Regions from separate parts of the Homo sapiens genome. Here region 1 is linked to region 2. The links are chromatin loops, found by intact Hi-C in ENCODE. Cell type or tissue: PC-3. All regions are shown on one strand.

Region 1 (2,500 bases), 1.4 Mb before region 2:
CCATGTAAATTTTCATGGGTCATTATAAGGTTTATTATAATACATTTTATTATGTAGAAAAATAATTAACCACAAGCATCGTGTGTGTGTGTGTGTGTGTGTGTGTGTTTGTGTGTGTGTGTGGTATGGTACCACCTCTTTCTTCTTCCTCCTGTCCTCAGAGGATTCATTAATCCTGCTAGGATAATCCTCATTTGCTGGTGGTGCTGAAAGTGGAATGGAAAGCCAAGAGAGCTGGAAGCATCTATCTGCTCTTCAGTTGGCAGGAAAGGAGGGAAGCTGTCCAATTCCTCTCTTAGGGTATTGCATGGACCTCTCCACTTCTCTTTCGCTTTCCATCTTAAATCACTGACCTCCAAGGAAATGGCTATTCTCAAAGTTGTTCTAAGCAAAGGGTCTCGTGTCTTTAAACTTCAGTTGGAATCTGACTGGCAGCGTCTAGTCACTCTGCTAGACTTTCTAATGACTCAGCCAGCAAGAGCGTGTGGGATTGTAATCTTTGTCCAGAAAGGATAACAAGACCTTTATAGACTCCAAGAGCTTGACGAGAGTTTAGTAATTTTTGGTTTCACAAATGAGAAAACTGAGGCTCAGAGAGGTTACTATATATTCCTCCCTGTGACCCCACTAGAACCTGGGGGTCTCCTGACTAACCACCTAGAATTTCTGTGTTTGTATTAAGCTATTAAACCCAAATCCCAGACTTGGAAGAGACTACGGAAAAATTCAGAAATGATTTTTTAAAAATTCCTCTCTTTGGTCTTTTCAGGCAACTGAGGAAACTCTACTCATATTTTTGTCTTTAAATATGTATTCTCTATGTAGGTCACTCGGCCTCAGAAATTGCATCTCCATTGCTCGAAGAACGGTCAATTCCTATTTGCTTGGGCATAGCAAACAGGAACACAGACATTCTCTCTACCGACGGTGAGAACTTCACATCAGGCTCCTGAATGTTGCTGTAGTTTTCCAGTCTAGCCAGCAGATGACAGCAAACACTTTTGAATGGCTGCTGGGCATTTTACTGTTTTGGCGGTTCAATGCTTACTCCCTCATTCTGAATGTTAGATTTTATTTTTGCAAATGTTACTCCAATAATGATCCTCTTTGGAGGCCCTTAAAATTGGAAATATCTATCAACTCAGGTAATATGGCCCGATAGCAAAAAGGATTTGTTTTCTTAATTAACCTGAAGGTCATATTGATGAAAAATATACTAAAGCCAACACTTATTGGCTGGAACATGACAGCCCACAAATGCCTCCAGCATTCCCTTCAACAATAACATGTGCAAAGCCAAACCAATGCCCTTGTCTTTCAGCACCAGAAACACGGCTCTCTGACCTACAAACAGCATTTGTGTTCTGATTGTCATGTAAGAGAGGCAAGCATTGGTCTCTTCAGCAATTGAATGTTTATAATTGTTCTTAGAAAGCAGCTATTCCACCCACCCCCCACTCAGACATTTAAAAAGCTGACATTGTTACCTTCAAGATAATCTATTATTGTTTTTGGTAGATGTCACGTGAGAACCAAGTTTCCAGAGCAGACTAAATCTCATCGTGTTTGCAACAAAATGCACAAAGCAACTGCTTATATAGAGTTAGCCATTTAACAAGCACCCTAAACAATTTCTTAAGAATGTTATTCATTGAAATAGAGCAAAATGTAGTCACTCCCTTAAAGAAAATGACTTTTGAACATAAAACAGCCCCCTGATGATGGGGTGATAAACCTTGCTATAGGTCAGGTCTCACCAAGTTCCTTCCTTACACTATATGTGTGCTATGGATGTATACAGGAGGATTCTATGACCTCTAAGGTCTCTAGCAATCCTCAGATTTTATGGTTCTAAGATGAGCTACCTAATGGGAAAAAGCTCCTTTCTGGCTCCCTTGGTGATGCAGAAATCGTTCAGCCTTGCAGACATTATAGAGCAAGTCACTGGGCTTGTTCTCCACCGTGTCTTGAGACTTTGCCAAGGAGCTTATTGCCTAACCGAGCCTTTTGCTGAATAATCATTTGCAAAGAGGTTTCAGGAAAATGCTGGTGCAGTGTCACTGGCCAGGCTCTTTCGCAATTGATTTGATTGTTCCCGATCATAAAGAGAGAGAAGCTCTCTTGGGACATGAGAACAGCACACAGAGGTCAGGGCGATTGTGGACTGTCACTGCTTAAAGGGCACTTATAGACCCTCTGAGCTTACGAAATGAGAAAACAGGGTGAGAGAGGGTGAGCAATTTATCCAAGGCCAAAGGTAGTGAAAGAACCAAGGTCCTGTTTGTTCAATAAATATCTCTGGGTGCCAAGAAATATGCTAATTCCTAGGTACATTAAGAGGAGTAAGAGAGGCAGGGCCCCGTGGCTCACACCTGTAATCCCAGCACTTTGAGAGGCCAAGACAGGCAGATCACTTGAGGCTAGGAATTTGAGATCAGCCTAGGCAACACAGTGAAACCTTGTCTCTACAAAAAGTACAAAAATTAACCAGGTGTTGTGG
Region 2 (2,500 bases):
GGGTCATAATAAACCAACCCTAAGGATGCCAAACCAGGTATTCAGGAGAAGAACAGCAATCTGCTCAAATGTAACCCAAAGGCAGTAGCTCTCAGCCCCAGCCAGCCTGCCACATAGACATCGTTTGTGATTGTGGGGGTTGCCAACTAAGAACACCAAATCACAATCCCTTTCTGCCCCCTGGTAGCCCACAGTCCAGTGTTTCACATGTCTGAATGTTCTCTGGTATCTCAAGCAACGTGTGAGCCTAAGAGTAAGAACTCCCTAGATTCAAATTGTGACTCCCCCATCTACTGTGTGACCTTGGGCAAGTTACATAACCTCTCTGTGCCTCAGTTACCTTATCTGTAAAATAAATACCTTCTTTGCCACATTGTTGAGAGAATTAAGTGAGCCAATACTGCAAAGCATTGAGGAGAGTGTCTGACACATAGTAAGCGCTTAATAAATGTTAGCTACTTTTATACCAAAGTCCTCTATTTAGGAAGTCCTTATTGTTTCTTATCAGCCAATACCTTCACAGGAATGAGCAAGAAGTTGTATAGGCTGAAGAGGGTGGAGGTGGAGACAAGTGGAGTGAGGAGTTAAAAGCATGGCAGAAAACAAAAAGCTCTCTGTTTCTCAATGCTGCTGGGTATCTGTCACCATGGTGATTTGGGGCTGGGACTAGGGGAAGGTGCACAATGAAAGCAGCTGCCTGGGCGCCTCTCAGCCCCACCCTGGTTCTGGCTCATCTTGGCACTCATACTGGTTTCCTCCTAGGGCCTTTCTTTGGGTTTTCCTGGCATCCTCTTTGATGACATAGGAAAGAACATGGACAAATATATGAGAGAAATAAAGAAAAGTTAGAAAACTAGTTACTCACCAAACATTCCGTAAAACTACAGTCAATGTGGGAGCCCAAGAGTGATGCCCACTTTCAAACACCGCTGCCCCCACCAGTGACTCAGTCTAGAACAAGTAGAGTCTGAATAGAGAGCACCCCCCATCAGCTCCCACTCCCGCCCCACACCGCGCTGAGAGAGCTGCCCAGGGTGGGTAAGAGTTAGGAGGGACTGTCTGGTCAGCCGCGGGGAGCGTGTCAACCTCATTTAACCCTGCAGAAGCATTTCCCCCTTGTTTGTACTTAGAACAAACCAGGAATCCATTCTTTCACAGAGCACTGCTCCTGTCCTGAGCTGGCCGCTTGCCTGGTAGCCAATCGAAATGTCTAGCCGCCCCCTAGTGGTAAAGGTTTGTGCCATGGCTGTAGAGAAGGCACCTAAGATCCTGAAAGGTGATGGGAAGGGTGTTTGAGAATGCGCCTTCTTCCCCCTCCTGTGCAAATGGATGTGCCAAACATTTGCTGCGCCAGGGGCCACCTTGGCTCACTTCTCTGCCAGACGCTATGGTGGGAGGTGAGATGCTTGCTGGGCAGAGACCAGATTTAATTTTCTGCTTGTTTCCATAAGTAAACTGTCTATCCCTTGTCAGAGCTTCTCCTTAAGCTCTTTCTGCATCAGGGTGGTAGACACAACATCTGTGGATGCTTTTGATTTCTTGTTTGCCTAGGAACTAACTGGAACCTCTGTGAAGATGGAATGTGGTTTTCTTTCCCTTTCTTTTGGTCCACCTGTCAGTAAGGGGACAGGAGGGAAACCCTCAGGGCTGGCTCATATCTTTAAGGCAGCCCCTGAGTGGTATTCCATGTGGATTGGCTCATTGGTCTTTAATTTCCAGGCTTAGCTTGATCGTAGATTTTAGACAATTTATACTTAATGGTAATTAACAAACACCGATCATTTGAAGGAGTGTTGCTTGGTGACTAAGAGCATAGGCTCTGGCGCCCAGACTACTCAGAATCAACCCTCATCTTTATCACTTACAAGCTGTGTGACCTTGGGAAAACTCCTTAACTTCTCTGTGCCTCAGGTTTCTAATCTGTAAACAGGGGTAATAAGAGAAATTACCTGATAGGCTTACCCAGAGGACTAAATGAGTTAAATTTGTAAAACCCCTGGAGTAGAACCTGATACATTGTGAATGTTGTGTTAGTTATTAGGAAAGTTGTTGTTATATGTCATGGATATCAGTAATTATTATGTTTATTATTATTATGCATTATTAGACATATCACTTCCTTTATCTCCTCCACAATCCTTTTGTTATCCCCATTTCACAGATGAAGAAACTAAGGCAGGAAGTTGTTAAGTGTCTTTCCAAAAGACTGTGTCAAACGGGCCCAGCACTGAGGAGTTCACGCAATCCATCATAGGAGTTCAGAGAGTCACAGGGTAAGCTCATGATCTAAACAAATATCTGTGAGGAAGTGTTATCAGTCCTCAGACAGAAATCTGAAGAGGGTATTGTGTGGTGGATAAAATAGGGAGGCCAAGAGGGGAAGGAAGAGTCAGGAAATCCATGGATAGAAAGGGGAAGAGAAGGGTGAACAGAAGAAATATTGTGAACAAAGGCAAAGATGTGGGAGGCAGCAAGGGATGCTCTGCAAGCACGGTGAGTG

The links. A loop is a pair of places that touch in the nucleus more often than their neighbours do. Peaks named below come from ENCODE experiments on the same cell type or tissue, not always from the same donor. Only the 100,000 strongest peaks of a DNase experiment are listed, where the experiment ranks them.
Region 1: it touches region 2 in a loop (17-fold over the local background); 3 of 110 quality-filtered maps call a loop at or near these places.

The regions. Positions count from the first base shown.
Region 1 is chr10:26,555,749-26,558,248 of GRCh38, reverse strand. The region is part of intron 11 of APBB1IP (amyloid beta precursor protein binding family B member 1 interacting protein); the gene reads right to left. Among named protein-coding and RNA genes, the nearest start is that of LINC03028, 22 kb to the left of the region's middle. In PC-3, a CTCF peak has its summit at 982 (motif pointing right); a DNase peak (open chromatin) is centred at 978; H3K27me3 peaks cover 1,443 bases.
Region 2 is chr10:25,112,052-25,114,551 of GRCh38, reverse strand. It overlaps LINC01516 (long intergenic non-protein coding RNA 1516), which reads right to left and starts at 1,494. Exons shown (of 8, transcript NR_120649.1): 1 at 866-1,494. RefSeq lists a silencer at 1,128-1,177. In PC-3, a CTCF peak has its summit at 1,214 (motif pointing left); DNase peaks (open chromatin) are centred at 601 and 1,201; H3K4me3 peaks cover 438 bases; H3K27ac peaks cover 1,606 bases.